Regions from separate parts of the Homo sapiens genome. Here region 1 is linked to region 2. Evidence: chromatin loops called from intact Hi-C (ENCODE). Cell type or tissue: PC-3. All regions are shown on one strand. Each heading gives the region's core, and the rest is flanking DNA. Links, peaks and the distances in the headings are about the cores only. Region 1 has its middle 5.4 kb from the start of TPRG1. Region 2 overlaps TPRG1 (tumor protein p63 regulated 1).

Region 1 (8,495 bases), core at 359-8,358, 67 kb before region 2:
AGAAGGACCATTCTAAGAAAAGCAGGGGGATAGCAGCTTGTGAGACATATTTGGGAAATGCTGACAGTTTAGTTTGGCTGAAGAATATGATATGCACAAAGAAACGATGGGGAATAAGGGTGAAGCACTGTTGTTACGAGTCTTTAATGACAGGATAATAATTTTGTACTCAGTTTGATTTGCAATAAGGAAACATTGAAAGCTTTTTTGAACAGGAGGGTAAGTAATATGACAATGAAGATACAATGAGTTGGTATCAGAATTTGGAAGTGGTGGGGTTTACATCTGGCTCTAGCAACAGCCAGATAATAACATTTGGGTCTTTGATGGCTGCTATGGAAGAGAGAGAAAGACAGCATTTCATGTTCCAAATCAAAAGGACAGTAAAGCTAAAGACAGAGGTAGAAAACCCTAGGAGATCACTGAAAAACAGATTAATCCAGGTTGCTCTATACATAAGATACACGTGGGGAAATTTGGAGAGAGAACCAGATCTCTCTCTGTGCCCAATTTTCCCACCTATAAAATTTCAATAACATATAATACCTTCATTAGAGAGTTATTGTAGAAACTAACTGATTAATATTTGTAAGGTGTTTACCGCAGTTTCTGGCACATGATAAGCACTATATAAGTATTTGTTAAATAATTAGAAATAAATTTAAAACACAAGTTGATTTAACATAGAGTTCTTAGGCTGGGTGTGGTGGCTCACACCTGTAATCCCAGTACTTTAGGAGGCCCAGGCGGGTGGGTCACCTGAGGTCAGGAGTTCGAGACAAGCCTGGCCAACATGGTGAAACCTGGTCTCTACTAAAAATACAAAAAATTAGCTGGGCACGGTGCCAGGTGCCTGTAATCCCAGCTACTTGGGAGGCTGAGGCAGGAGAATCACTTGAACCCAGGAGGTGGAGGGTGCAGCGAGCCAAGATGGCACCATTGCACTGCAGCCTGGGCGACAAGAGAGAAACTCCGTCTCAAAAAACGAAGCAAAACAAAAAAACATGGGGTTCTTACTTTTTTCTCTGACTATTTCTCTCTGAGACATTGATTCATCTTGATAACACCTTGCTTTAGTTGGTATTTTAAATAAAATTTTGATATGTGTTAGCTCAAGTTATCTGTGTTATGATTCAATACAGAACCGTGATCAACTCTGACACGGGCCAGCTAATCTGAAGACATTTAAAAATGTCAAGCTTGTTATAGCCAATTGTTTTGGTTATTGTGATGATTTACCGGTTTTAGGCTTAAAACCCTAACATTCATAGGAGATAAACCTGTTTCTTTAATGAAATGACGACTTTTACGGGGCAACAAGTTTCCTTGAAAAGGAAATACGGGACTGAAGTTAAAATTAAAGATATGACTTTACAGCTCTCTGTGCCTTAGTTTCCCGGAATGTAAAATTAAGGAATTAGGCTTCTATGTGTGCCATTAGGGCTTCTCCACAACTTTACAGGTACCTCCAATATATTCCCGAATAGCAGTGGAGTTGCCGGGGTTGGGCTGGAGTGGGCACCCTTTGGCTCTACCCTCTTGGCTCTGCTTGTCTAGCAGGGCAGTCCCTGAGGCACGCTGGAAACCCCGCCGAGAATCATTCTGAAAACAATTGGATAAGATGATACCTTTAGCTAATAGTCTTTGGTTCTCAAAAAATATGCATTTTTTTTTCAAATAAGGTAAACTTTTTGCATAATAAACAAATAAATAAGACATATATACCTACATGCATTTTACTTGTATTTTACATGAAGTTGGGAACTTTGCTACTTAAATGGAACTCATGGTAAAAGAGAAGATTCTTTTATAATGTGAACAATTGTTTCTTCATGTCTTTGTTTTCTAAATTCTGAGTTTTACTCTTTTTCTTTTTCTTTTTTTTTGAGACAGAGTCTCACTCTGTCACCCAGGCTGGAGTGCAGTGGTGCGATCTCCACTCACTGCAACATCCACCTTACAGGTTCAAGCGATTCTCCTGCCTTAGCCTCCTGAGCAGCTGGGACTACAGGTGCCCACCATCATGCCTGGCTAATTTTTGTATTTTTGTAGAGACGGGGTTTCACCATGTTGGCCTGGGTAGTCTTGAACTCCTGATCTTAGGTGATCCACCCGCCTCGGCCTCCCAAAGTACTGGGATTACAGGCGTGAGCCACCAAGCCTGGCCCCTACTTTTTTTCTTAAATTGGGACAATTTTTGGCTCGAAACACAGTTGTGAAAACCTAGGATACTAGCTTCTTTGTTCATTATCTACTTTTCTAGTCATTGCATTTGTTATTCTTTTTACCTCTTTTGAAAATTGAAATAAGCTAAAAAAAAAAATAAAAGCTTCCCTTTTTTTTAAAAAAAAAAGGTATCTGAAATTTCACAAAGTATGCTGGCATCACAGCATTCCATGAATATTTAATCATCATCATCAAGACAGGAGGTTGGAGAAAAAAATCAGGTTGTGATATTTGGGAACAGCAGGTGTGGGAAGGAGGGTGTTGACATCCTCTGAAAACGGATATGGCATGTTGTGTGGCAGGTTCCCTCCACAGCTCCCATGTCCCCCTGGGGTCCCAAACGTGCTTTAAGAAAACTCTGAGGAGCTGGAGCTTGTCCTCAGCCTTCATGTGGCAGAGTATCCCTGGAAATGGGGATGGGCTTTGCTGAACTCCTTTCCTTCACAAAAACCTCCACGATTTCTCTTTTCTGGGCCTTTGTACAATGTAGCTAGCTCCAGCCCCCATCTCTGTGCATTTTTACCCTTATTACTGTTGTTAAGCAAGAACCTCTTTCATGTGTAGTAAGTCAGCAAGAGTACAGATATCCAGCTATGAGGATTTGGGATGGAGGGTAATGAAACTTTGAGTTTACCTAGGAACGTTTATATCATACAGTGAGGAGCAATGTAAAAATGAAAGAATCGTGGGTCATTCATGTACAGATTACTTGCCTTCTAACCTTACCACACCCTCAACTTTGCCTGCCGCCCAGTGTTCCAGACACACAGGTTTTACTGCTGTTTCCTTACAGCAAGACTGATTCACCCTACAGGTTCTTGCCCCTGAGCTTTTGTACAGTCTATTCTGGGTTGGAGTTTTCTAAATGACTGTCACGATAGATGGAGAAACTGTAACACTCTGGTTCTCAAACTTTTATGTGCATAACAGCCATCTGGCAAGGCTTGTTGACATGGAGATTTCTAGGCCTACCCCCAGAGATTCTAATCCAGTAAATCAAGGGGCCTGGGCATGTGCATTTTTAATATGAGGTTCTCAGGCAGGTGTCCAGGGACCTGCGCATCAAATGCTGTCTTCGGGGTGAGAGGCTCTTTCTGGACACTAAAGGCTGCCCTGGCATGAAGATCCAGGCTGATACTGGAGTCATAAGCCCTGGACTCTGGGCCTGTCTTTGATTCAGGCTGCTCACTGCACTGGGGGTGGGACTATTATTTGTGTGACAGTGGAGTAAGTTTTTCCCCTGTGGACCCCAAAGATGCAGAAAGGGGGAAAGAATCCAAAATTACTGCCAAGAGGTGGAAACTGCTCACCGTGTGATTCAGGTGGCCATTGAGTGTTGCCAATATGGAAAATCTCTTAGGCTACAGGAACAGAGGCAGGGCTGTAACTGGTCAGGGACTAAGACAGACAAAAGGAAGATTCCCTCCCTCTCCCCAGGTGATTTGGGCTCTCTGGAAACCCAGAGAGCAGTCGCAGTTCAAAAGAAATCATCAAATGTCAAGACAGAATCACTGAGTAGAGTCCCCAACAACATAATAAAGATGAAAATTAAACATAAACTTCTTGGCTAAGCATTCCAGACCCTCAATAACATGGCCTTGGCCTTAGAGGCCACCATTTCCCTTTAAACTTCAGACATTCCAAGAGAACAGAGCATTCAGTGTCTTCAAATGGGAATTCAAGGGACTGTGTTGATAGATGAGTGCCATAGGATCTTCCTCTCTGGTTCAACTCCTATGGTCCAAACTCAAGTTTTTGAATTGAACTGTTTTGTTGTTTTCATTACGTTGCCATGCCAACTTAGGTTCTAGAGTGTAATCTTACTTTAAAAATCAATCCTTAAGTGGGGACACTGACATGGAGGTGATAACAGTTTGATACTTAGTAGCATAGAATGACAACCTAGAAGAGACCTCACTTTGAGCACGTCCAAACTGCTTTAATTTGCTGACAAGGAAGCCAAAGGATACCGAGGGAAACTTGCATAAGGGTATACTTGACCGAGCACACCCAGGGAGTTAGTCAACTAGGGAAGTAACTCTCCATGCCTACAGAGAAATGCATAATACCTTTTATCCTAACTAGTATCCCTGATACTTTCCTTGGTGTCTCAGCGTTTCAAAAGCCTATCTTATTTGCATTGTAATTTATCACTAGCTCTTCGTTTGTGTGTTTAAATTTTGTCAAGGTTCTTCTTCCTTCTTTAATTTCTTCCCTGATGAGACATGTAAAATGCCTCAAGCTGTTAGGAGAAGAACTTTAGGTAGGAAGAAAAAAATAATCCAATGGTAATAGTTTCATCTTACTGAGGTTTTTAAAGATCAGGGTCATTTTCAATTTAATTCGACCATATATTGGGTATCCGAGTCTGCCGGTGACTGAACTGGGGGTGGGACTCTTATTTGTGTGACAGAGGAGTAACTTCTTCCCCTGTGGACCCCAAAGATGCAGAAACGGGGAGATAATCCAAAATTAATGCCAAGAAGAGGTGGGAGCTGCTCACAGTGTGAACTGGCCTCAGCCCATTCTCTAATAGAAGCGGTGTTTTTTTCTCTGATGAAGGTGGGCTGTGGTGGTTGCCTGAGTCGGCTGTGAGATTCCATCTAGCTCTTGACATTGAGAGGTGACTGGATGGTTTCCACATCCACTCCAGCGTAACCCACACTTCCTCCTGAGCCCTGTGAACAGGGAGGAGCCCAGGTGCTTAGCAGGAATGGTGAGCCACACCCCAGGTATGAGTCAGACCTCCCATCCAGCAAGATGGGGAAGGGTGATGGGGTGGAGACTGTGGCAAGTTTCACATTCTCCCGCCTTGTCTTTTCTTTGATTTATATTTGTAAGGAAGGGCATTTCAAAGTGAAGCTCTGCCTTATGGGGAGCCCTTCTCCCTGCCATGAATGGCTGGCAAAGTACACCCTTGTTTTCCTTTTCCTGGTTCTTTCTTAGTTCTCTGTTGCTTTGGGGGAGTGCAAGTGTAAGAGTAGGGGCAGGACTGGTTTGTGAGGCCAAGTGCAAAGTGAAAATCCAGCCTCCTTGTTCAAGAACTATTAAGAATTTCAACATGACAACAGCAGAACAAAACCAAGCACAAGGCCCTTCTACCTGCAGGCCTGTGTAACTGCACGAGTTGCATGCCCATGAAGCCATTCTTGGTTGGGGTGGATCAGAAAGTCAGGTGAGGATCTGGAGTGGAGGACCCTCACTGGGTCTCAAACCAAAGCTAAAAACATACAAGAATTCTTCCCCATCTGTAATGAGTGTGAAAAATGGTGCAACATTAGCAGATTGGTATCCAGAGAGTCTCGAAGTATTGCACTTACTTCGAGATTCTGTGGCTGTCAAGAGCAGACCTTATTTTGCAAAGGAGAAAGAGAGGCCAAGATAGAAGAGACGATCCTCTGAAGGTCACATTGCTTGTTAGTGGCAGAATGGGAACTAAATCTTAGGCTTTCTAACTTCCATGCCAGTGCCCTTTTTAGCCCTCAGTGAACCTGTGCGACAATGAAATTGTTCTCTTTCATTGCGGATAAAATTGGAACTTGGAAATAAGAGTGAGATGCAGGGAAGGAAATGAGATCAATGATAAATGAATGGAGAAAACAAAACAGTTTAGGAAGCCAAAGCAGTTTGTCTGAGTCCTATCTGATACACAACATACAGCAAAGCAGACAAATGTGTATGTGGCAAAACAAAACTGGAGGAAGCAGATATTTTCAAATAAAATATGCATATTTCCAACCAGCCTTGAGCTCATCTGATAAGGGACAGATTGTCCGGAGTAAATAGAGAGAGAAAAAAAGATGCTTTGGGCTGAATTTAGTCCCTTGTCAAAAGCAGAAGGGGCTTTTTGTTTCTCCTTCTCTGAAATGTCACCTCTCTAGCTGTGAGGCCTTGTAGGGCTGTGAAGGAAAACAGAGTAGTTTGTATATTCATTCGTTTACTCATCCACCCATCCGTCAAAGTAGGTATCTTTTGAGTACCTACTATTGGCATTGTACTGTGCTAGATTCTAAAAAGAATGTCTTGTTTAAGACATGGTCCTTATCTTTAAAGAGGGTAGACAGATGCATATTGGGGAAGAAAACTAACTATAAGAGGGCGGTACTAGTGACGTGTGTGGTGTACTATTGGAACGCAAGAGAAGGGGAAATTCATATTGCTTAGTACCTGTTCACTTCAAAAGCTGCTGCCAGTATCTGTTCATTGTCATTGAACTCCTCTTTCCCAAAAGACTCCTGGGACAAGGGGTGTATCTGGGGAGTTGGGATATGGGATTCTTGTAGACAGTACCTATTTACCCCCAGTGATGCATGTTTATTTACCAATTTTTATCTGCATGATCCACTATGAGGGAGACCTGGACATGAGGTGATTCTGGTTCATACCTGACCAGGATCCATGCCACCTGTACTTCCTCCTGCCCATCTGCTGCCCCAGGCAGTGTGTAAGAGAACAGCCCTGCTGAGTCCAGGGAGGAGACTAGCTTGTGTGATCATCAGGATGTCACTCCATCCCCATTTGAAAAATGGCAGAAGAGGGGTTCTAACATACCAGTGTTTCCTAACCTAAATAAGTAACAACATACGTTATTTCTCATAGACACTAGAGCTGAATGAGAAGAGGAAGAACAATAATTTGTAAAAGCTATTATTATTATTATTTGAGATGGAGTCTCACTCTGGTGCCCAGGCTGGAGTGCAGTGGAGCGATCTTGGCTCACTGCAACCTCCGCCTCCTGGGCTTAAGCGATTCTCCTGCCTCAGCCTCCCATGTAGCTGGGATTACAGGGGCCCGCCACTGCGCCCGGCTAATTTTTGTATTTTTAGTAGAGACAGGGTTTCACCATGTTGGCCACGCTGGTCTTGAACTCCTGACCTCAGATGATCCGCTCACCTCGGCCTCCCAAAGTGCTGGGATTACAGGCATGAGCCACCAGGCCCGGCCTGTAAAGGTTATTATAGAAGAGAGAGAAGAGACAGGACACAGAGAGAAATGATCTCTGAAGGCCAATCTGGTAAAAATTATTCTGTGCTTCCCTGCTCCTTGGCTGTTGAGCATGTCCTCTACTGGGAGATCTGTACATAGCCTTTGCTATGCCTGGAAATACAGACATGAAGTGAATTCTTATATATAGCCATATGTTCTGTCATAGTATTGCTTCACATTCATACCAATACTTTGAATTTTACAAAGCTCTTATCACCTCCAGGAGCTCATTTTCTCCCTCAACAGCCCAGGGAGGTTGGTGGGATCTGTACTGTAACTCCCATTGCACGGAAGAGGCAATCAAGGCTTGGGGAAAACTAAGCTACTTGCCTCTGATCCCAGTGAGCAGCTGAGCAGGGACCAGAGCTGAGGTTTTCCGTGTGGCATTACTCCTACTGCTTGTGCCCCTCCTGGATGTATTATGTTACTGCAGGCTGCAGTATGGCGGAGCTCAGCATGAGCTGGGAGGAGTGTTCAGTGGCCGCTGGAAACCTAACGATAATTAGATGGATGCCGTGTGAACAATTGATGTCTTTTCACAGAGTTTCTTGCCCTTTAAAATAGCATACTTCAAACAGCAGTGCATTGCTTAGTCCTTCTCTTAAGAGACCAGGCTGGGATCCAGCATGTCTCCACTCCTCCTGCCTTTTGTGCCCCCACCCTGAGCTGTCATAAAGACATTTGGAGCTGAGTGGGAACGGTATTTGCCTCGCAATTATTTCTAATTGCCCTGTAGTTTTGTGGCGTCTAAGTGGTGTGACCTAGATACCGGTTCTGTAAAACTCTCTTTTCAGCCTGGGGTCTGTATTAGGGAGGGGGCATAAATCAGTTTGATCAGGTAACTGTGGCTGAGTCCATCTCACCAATAACATTTATACCCAACTCTACCATCTGTGCTTGTTGAAATCCTGGCTCTTCTTAACAGCCCGGATCTAATGCCGCCTCCACCGCTGTGCAGCCTTCCTGGAGTTGCTCCCTCCTCTGGATTACCATAGTACTTGTTAGGATCCTGTCTGTGGTGCTCATCATCTTCTATATCGTGCAATGCTAATTCACTTACAAATTTTATCTTCTTGAGCTCCTTATGCCAGAGAATGTGTTTGGTTCCTTTTCATATCCTTGTCTATGTGGATAACTGAGAAAGCTCAAGGTAGTTGCTCAGTTAACTACTGTTGAGTTAGTATACATGACGTCCTCGACACGGTGGAAGCAGGTAAAAGGACTGTTTATTCATTGTGACCTCTCCTGAGTGGCGAGTTGCCAGTTTGCACTTCATTTCCTGT
Region 2 (8,495 bases), core at 77-8,076:
TTACAACATCGCCTCATCTTGGGTTTGCCTGATCTGGGCTGTGTCCCCTCTACCATACAAGCTGTAACGAACATACTACAGTAGGCAGATCTCTCTGCTGCTTAAAATAATAAAACAATGGAGGTGGCAAGATGTGTACATTTGTGCTATCTTGTCCGTCTGTTCTTCCCTCCTTGCAGCCTCCTTAGAATGGGGTCTTGTTCTCCTGCCAGCTTCCTTGGCTTCTGATCAAGTGAATCCCCTCAAGTGAATTCAGAGGAGGAGAAAGTCGGTCAGGGGTGGGCCTCTTGTTAGCTCCTGGTGTGCTGTAGAGTACTTGAGCTATTCAGTGGTCTTGTGGGAAAGAGAGAAGGATGGGGGCGTGCCCAGATTCTTTACTTTTGTGTAGCATTTAAAATATCCTCTTACTGATGGTAGTGCAGTAGAGAGAGCAAAATTGCCTGGTCCTGTAAGGAAAATAAGTGGGAAAAGCGGCTTGATGGAATGTATGCAGCCTGGGATGAGAGTCAGCTAGCTGGATTCTGGCCTTGGCTCTGTCACTTCATCCATGTCACTTTATTCAGGCTTGGTTGTTCCATCTGTAAAGTGGGGGATCATAACCATTTCACATGAAAAATAGTCATAAATTGCAAAAAAAAAATGTGTTGTGTCCCTGCATGTGATCTGGCTTCTGCCCCAATCTCCCTCCACTCTCTTTGCTCTCTTGCTTCAGTCATGCTGGCCTCCTTTCTGTCTCATGGACCTCCATGGATCCCACCTCAGGGCCTTTGCAACAGCATTTCGCTTTACCTAGAATACTATTCTCCCGGGTATTCTCCTATTTCCTTTTTCTCCAGGTCTCTGTATTGATGTGTCTGTCTCCTTTTGTCTGTGTCCCCTCCTAGAATGTAAGCGCCAGAGGAATAGGGGCTTGTTTTGTTCACCATTATACCACTAGTGCCTGGAGTGCAATAGTGGCTTAATTAATATTTATTGGATCAGTAGGGGGATTACTTCTGGCCTGATTACTTGGTATTGGGTTTCTAAAGAAATGCCTTCTTTATGCCACGTAGTGAGAAGAAGTTCAATCACAAATCAGTAACTTCACTTTTCAGCTATTAATATCATCCTGAGCTGCTGCCCTGTGTCTTCTGATGGGGGCTCGTATTTGCCTCCTCCATTGGCTTCTCTGGCTAGGGTATCTAAATGAATGTAGCATAACTCCTTCAACTGATACTCTCATGAGTTTCCATTTGGATCTTTTTTCCAACTTTTCCAGGTTCTTACTTATAAGGTGTTCCACAGCAGTCACCTGCAAAGGGAACTTTACATATAATGCATGGTCTGTATTTTAAGTCAGAGTAACTTAAGTATAACTTCCAGTAACTTGCAGTATAATAAAAATACAACTAGTTATGCCAGAAAAACTGACAGAAACCTTTTTCTCTTTTCTTCTCTCTCTCATACAAACACCTATAAAACATATATATATATATATATATGCACACACACATACATATGGAATTAATGACTTCTCTTTTAATTTTTTTAGGAAATTAAAATGAAAATATTTTGTATATCCGAAAACTATTATAGGCTTGAGGACTTCTCTTTAAGTAGATTTACTTCACTCACCCCCTCATTAACTCATTTGTTATTCAGTGAATATACAAAGTGTTTAAGGGATTTAGAAGAATCTTCATCATCGTCACCATCATATTAATAACCAACAATATTTGAACATTTTTGTGTGCTTGGTATTGCATTAAATTCTCCGTATGTCATATCTCTTTCATCCTAACAACAGTCCTATGAGGAATACACTATTATTATCTTCATGCTGGAGACGTGAAAACCAAATCTTAGAATGGATAAGTAACTTTTACAAGATTATACAGCTAGTAGGTGGCAGAGCTGCATTTCCAACCCCAGACCTGTGTGATAGAAAGCCCGTCACTGCTCAGGAATCTTGTGCTCATCTGTATTTATCAGGATTGTTGGTGAAGATTAAAAGAGATGATATGTGCATAGCTACTAGCACAATACCTGATCCATAGAAGACCCTCAATATATGGAGGCTTCTGTTGTTATAATCTAAGAAAACTTCATGGCAGAATTATTCCTCAGTTCATGTAAATTTCAGAAGCTTCAAACCTGGTTTGTGTGTGTGTGTGTGTGTGTGTGTGTGTGTTTGGGTGTATATCTATCTCTTTCAACTAAAACTTAATGTTTGTGATTTTTATTGTATTTTTAGAACTTACAAAGCCCTTTGTTTTATAAAGAAAAAAATGGCCACTTTTTTTTTCTGTAATCAACTGGAACAATATGATGGAACTCATGGTAGGACTTTCCTTACTAAAGAGAAAAAGTAGCTTTTAAGGGATACATAAATGGGTGTTTCCAGGTTTTTCCTACCTGTCTTTTATGGGGATACTCTGTCTGTCTTATACTAAGTGCACCTTAAAGAAGTGTTAACAAAATGAATAAATACTCCTGAATAAATACTCCTGAGTCCTTTCCTTGTGAACATTTCAAAGAATCATTCGTACTTTGCAACTTGTGCTTTTCCAACCTTGAGATTTTTACCAAACAGCAGGAAATGAAGGGTTGATAAGATAACCTTTTTCAAGGGCATCGAATAGATACATGGAGTAGCAAGCCCTATGGGCAAGAGGCTGGGAATCTGGGGACCTGAGTTCAGCTTCTGTGGGCTTGAGTTACCATTGTCAAGCCTCGTTACACCACACTACTCTTCCTTACATATTCCCCCTCACATCTCAGAGGATTGTATATTCCTTAATAATGGTATAATATTCTCTCTGTTCCTGGTAATTAGTACAGAGCCTGGTATGTGACTGTCTGCATGGGATAGTGGGGGGAAAAGTGAACTCCAGGGAGTCAAGTCAGGAAACCTGGGAACAGGGAAGGTTGGTGACCATTGGGTTTCTATTAGTATCCTGTGTTTACTTTGAGAGTCCTCTATTTTAAGCAAATTGGAAAGACCCAGGGGAAGAGGAACCAAATGACTGAAAGAAAAATATGTGAATCTGTGGATTAGTTAGCTAAAGGTCTTCCACGACTCCACTTAACTCAGAGGGAGAGAAATTGCTTTCCTTTAGTGCCGTGCATTTTTCATCTGTTTGTGTTTGAAGAGCAAAACAAAATTGGATCCTCTTCAGGGCCTGAAACCCAGTGGGTGATCAGGGAATACGTGTGGAATGAATGATTCAGTTTTTTCCTCCTGGGTTGCTGATTCCTTGTTAGCCAAGATACTATCTTTTCAAGGGCTGGGCTAAGAGGTTTGAAGGGTGCATGAAGGTTGATTTGTAAATTAGGAATAGTAACTATTTAATATAAAGGAAGATACCTCTACTGAGTGTGTATGTGTGTGTGTGTGTGTGTGTGTGTGTGTGTTTGTGTGCAAGAGAGGGAGACAGAGAATAATATTAAAATAAAATCTTTCTTGGAAGGAAATTATTTCCAAACCACAAAATAATTTGACACAGCTTTAAAAGAGCAACTGAAAGTATTGCTGGGCGTGGGACTGGGGCCACTGGGAGGGCATCTGTGATGATTTGAGTAACTGGGTGTGGGCACTGGAAGCTCTCAGGATGGATCCAGCCTGTGATTCCTAGTTGCCTGTTGCCCTCTGCTGGTGAAACTGTTGTCATCCCAGGAAACTGAAGACTCACGAGTTCTCAGGTGCCTTTTTATCTGGGGGAGAACCTAGGCTCCATCTCCTCAATTGGGGAAGTGATAATGGTGCTGAGGAAAAGTGGCAACTGGAAGAGATGCACAGACTCCTTCGCCAGGGAAGACGGGCTCTCACAACAGAGGGAATGGATCTCATGGTTCTATATTTTTCATTCTGTGACCTGCTCATTTGTTGAGCCCTTACTCTCTCTTTGACTCTTTGCTGAGCACAGTGAGGAGACACAGATAAAAATAAAGCACTGATTCTACACTAGAGAGGCATCCATTTAATATGCGTGGAGGGAGGAATGGGTAGGATAGAAAGCACTGTAACATAGAGAAAACTGTGATTAGGGCCACAACTGAAGCACTGATAGAGGCATGTGCACATTGATTGATTGATTGATTGAAGGAGACAGGGTCTCATTTTGTACCCCAGGCTGGAGTGCAGTGGTGCTACAATAGCTCACTGCAACCTCAAACTCCCGGACTGAAGTGGCCCTCTCACCTTGGCCTCTCAGGTAGCTGGGACTATAGCCGCGGACCAACACACCCAGCTATCTTTCTTATTTTTTTATTTTTAGTAGAGACAAGGTCTCCCTGTGTTGCCCAGGCTGGTCTCAAACTCCTGGGCTCAAGTGAGCCTCCCACCTCAACCTCTCAAAGTGTTGAGATTACAGGCCTGAGCCACCACGCTTGGCCTTGTGCATATTTAAAGGGAGGAAAGATATTAGCCACTTGTGGGTAGGGGAGGTGAGGGTAAGTTTCCATGGAATAGACAGCATTTAAGCTGCAAACCTATGGATGGGTAATTTATTTAAAAAATGCCACTGATATCAAAAAGTTTAATGTGTTTATGGTCAGAAAAAGTAAACTCTGGCAAATAAAAGCATAAAAAGTAATAAAAGTCACCTGAAATTCCACCACTTACAAATAATCACTGTTAACATTTTGATATGTGGATTATTTTGTTGTTGATACAAAATCGGAAGGATACCGCAGGTAACATTCTGTATCCTGCTCTTTCTCACTATTTTGGCATGAACATTTCCGCAATGTTACTGATTGTTTATTGACAGAAAATACGTTATTTTGTGGGGTACTATTGCAATATATAAACCTGAAAGTCGGGTTCCCCAAACAGCATGAACCAAGGCATATAGGTTGTGCAGTGCCAGGATAGCTTGTGTTTTTAGTAATTCATTTCAGAAGTATGTTTTGGATACTACAACCTTGGAGACACAAGGCTAAGAACTGAATTTGTATTTTCAGAGTTTACAGTATAGGAGGGGAGACAGACATTAATTATGTAATCATAGAAATAACTATACAATAGCATCCAAGGTAAGTACCATAAGTGGGAAATATGTGTGGTCTGAAAGTGTATATCAGAAAGAAGACAAGTAGCCACAGAGGTTTGAGAAGGCTTGCTGGAGTAAAGGGTAATGGAGCTCAGCTCTGTCAGAGTTAACTAGGTGGAGATTCATGAACAACATTGCCAGCAGAGGGAACAGCATGTACAAAGGCCTTTAAGTTGGAGGGGGCACAGTGAATACAAGGATCTGAAAGAAGATAAAGGAAATGGAGTGGAGGGACTTGGCCTGAGAGGGAATTGAAGAAGTAGGTAGAGCTTGACCCTGCAGAAACTTTTAGACCAGGGTAAGGTTTTTGTAATTTCTCAGAAAAGCAAGAACTGTTGAAGTGTTTTGAACCAGGGTAGGGCGGTAAAGATGAGGTTTGCTTTTTTTTTTTTTTTTTCCAAAGGATCCCCTCACTGCAGTAGGGTGAAGGGATTGGAAGGCAGCAAGAGTATATGTAAGTAAATCAGGTTTGGGTGACTAGTAACCCAAGCCTAGAGTGAGAGTGATTGCAATCATCTAGGCAGCAGATGATGAAAGACTGAATTAGAAGAGTGAAAGGGAAGATGGAGAGAGGTGGGTGGTGTTGACATCTTTATCTTAGGAGTAAAATTTGTAGGACTAGGCATGGAATGTGAGGAAATACGGTGAGTCTGAATGACTCCCAGGTCTCTAGCTTGAATAACTGGATGGAGGGAGGGTTCTTCCCCAAGCTAGGGGACACTGAAAGGGGACAAGGGCGGAAAAAGACAGTCTTGATTGTTGTTCTGAAGAAGTTTGCTAGAAGGAAAAATTCTAGGAATGGTGTGTCTCATCACATCAGCTTCTTGCAGAGGTTGGTTTTACCATGTTTACAAACCACACTGAAGGGTCCACTTTTGAAAGGTTGGTAGTACTGAGGAGAAAGCAAACACTATGCCTGGATATGGTGTCTCAGTACCTGTGTCGAGTCCCTGCACCACTGTTTGTTGGGTGCAGAGCATTGAACAAGTCATTTTAAGGATCTGTAGACCTTAGTTTGTCTTCAAAATGAGGGTAATAACATTTAGACCAAAGGGTTCTTGTGAAGATTAAAGGACAATGTTGATATTCAAGGACCTTGTAAACCTTTCTGAGCTGTACAAACACAATATATCTTTATTCCTATATTTGTTGTTATTGCCACTTAAAGCTCAATGCTATTAATGTTTGGAATATGCAATTTAATGTTTCTCCATGAGTTCTTAGGGGAGAAAGTGTGAATGATGTCTAAATAAATCAATACACAACCCAGGAACTTGAGATGGTGGCCCCAAACTATTTATAAGCCTGTATGTTTACTTGAATTTAGATATTCCTGACATGTAAATTATGCAGAGTTTGTGTCAGAGCAGAGCACTCTGTATTCCTAAAAAGAATCCTCCTTTTTTTCTGAATCCTTTACCTTTTAAAATACATCTCATTATGGAGTGCTGACATTTTCAGTAAAACCATTCAACCAAAAGCTGCAGTTTTTTTAGACTAAAACAAGTCTGGTTTATTAGGCAGCAGCTTATAACTTACTGCTAAGTAGATGCAATCTATTTAGGGAAGTTTATGTAGATATCTGATAAGAAATTTTAGTCTTCATCTCTTTCTGACTAAGACTGAGAATGTCAAGCAGACTCTCAAGAATTTCCTCTTTCTCTCAAAGTGGAGGAGGAGGAGGTGACTATCACTGTTTGGAGGTGAGTATCCACTGGATGGAAACTGTTGAACCAAGACTTAAACTTTATGCCATTTCCTTTCACAATACCACTAACTGTACTATGGTATTCTAGCTGAGTGATTTTGGCCATAACCTTCTTCAAAGGGTTGTGGTAAGATATAGAACTAATACTTATGAATATATAATGGCAGGCATATACTAGGACCTCAATTAATGACCTCATTCTTCTTTTCTTCCTTTTTCTGCTTCTCCTTTCTTTCTTTCACTTCTGTCTCCCTTTTTCTGTCCTTTGTATCTTCTTCTCTGTGTCCTCCTATTGATTCAACTCCTAACTGCATCTTGCCTATCTGTCTTTAGACTGCACTGTGAAGTGGTACATAATTGGGTTACCCAAGTCACTTAGTGACACAGGTCCCTTCCAGCAATAGTAACAGCTAACTTATAAAGCCTTAACAGAGAATTATTTCTTTTAATCTTCTCCCCAAATGGATGATGTGAGTACTAGTATTGTCTTCATTTCACAGACGTGGAACCTGGGCCATAGAAAGGTTAAAAGTCCAATATTACAGAGTTAGTAAGTGATAAAGCTGCAGATTTCCACCTCCAGCCTCACACCACCAAAAGTCTCCCAAAATGGTGATAACTGGAACTTATTTATCCACTCAATAGATATGTATTTACTGCAGGCTATTTGACTGAAGGGGATGGAGTGAATAGCCCAACAGACACAGTCTCTGCCTTCATGGAACACACATACACACACATGCACACACACGCACACACACACACGCACTCACACACACAGGGTTGGTGCTCAGCCTACTCAGCTTGTACTTATTAGCATTTCCCTACCTTCAGTATTGTGGTGTATATTCTGATTGGTCAGTGCCCACATGGTACCCATTGCTAAGCATTTTATACTTCATTTCTTCTTACAAACTGTGATAAATGCTGCAAAGAGGAAAATATGTCTGCTTTGAGAAAATACAATGAGGCCAAGTTTATACAGGAGTTTAGGAAATCCTCTTTGAATGAGGCATTTGAACCATGACTTGAACAATGAGTGGTTTCAGCGTACTCTGAGATGACCCTGAGTAGAGGCCGGATTATACAGGCGTGTAGTCCATGTTATGAACCTAAAATCAAGGGGATGCTATTTAATAAAGTGAACAAGGAGTGACATCATTCAGTTTGTATGTTAAGAATTGCACTGTGGTTACTGTGTGGAGAATGGTGAGAATGGGGTGTCCATGCCATTTACACATTAGATTGATTCTGTGTGGTGAGGATTTAGACATGAATTGGTCATCAATCAACATTTTCAGTTTTTTAGGGAAAAACAAAACATGTACCAAAACAATTCTAGTGTAAGTCTCGAAGTGCTGTATCCTAAAGGCTACAGTAGGCAGATAGCAAAAGTGCTGTCGGTCTGGGGAATTATGAACCATGTTCACTCTCTTTTAACAAGAAGCTATTGTATTTTATTTCTGTTCTCTCTGTTGGAGAAATTCTGAATTCTCAGTCAGAATGTTACATGTGTGTCCTGGAAGGCTCTCACATCTGAGGCCAATTAATTCAGTAAACACTTATCTAGTTTATCTACTTATCTACTTTACTCTGGTTCATAAAAATCTCACTTCACTTGTTTCACTACATTTCTACCACAAGGATATGGTAGGATGAGCTGCAAATAGGAATGAGATAACTTGGAAGACAGCGGACCTGTGTTCCAGTCTCCGACTTACTTCCAGTCAGCAGTGCAACCTTCGGAAATTAGT

The links. Peaks named below come from ENCODE experiments on the same cell type or tissue, not always from the same donor. Only the 100,000 strongest peaks of a DNase experiment are listed, where the experiment ranks them.
Region 1: it touches region 2 in a loop (3-fold over the local background); 5 of 110 quality-filtered maps call a loop at or near these places.

The regions. Positions count from the first base shown.
Region 1 is chr3:189,162,295-189,170,789 of GRCh38, forward strand. It overlaps a transcript of TPRG1 not described here. Among named protein-coding and RNA genes, the nearest start is that of TPRG1, 5.4 kb to the right of the region's middle. RefSeq lists an enhancer at 4,184-5,383. In PC-3, for the core only: no CTCF peak of the experiment used is centred there; a DNase peak (open chromatin) is centred at 4,927; H3K27ac peaks cover 364 bases.
Region 2 is chr3:189,229,805-189,238,299 of GRCh38, forward strand. The region is part of intron 3 of TPRG1 (tumor protein p63 regulated 1); the gene reads left to right. Among named protein-coding and RNA genes, the nearest start is that of TPRG1-AS2, 6.5 kb to the right of the region's middle. In PC-3, for the core only: a CTCF peak has its summit at 3,645 (motif pointing left); a DNase peak (open chromatin) is centred at 3,617.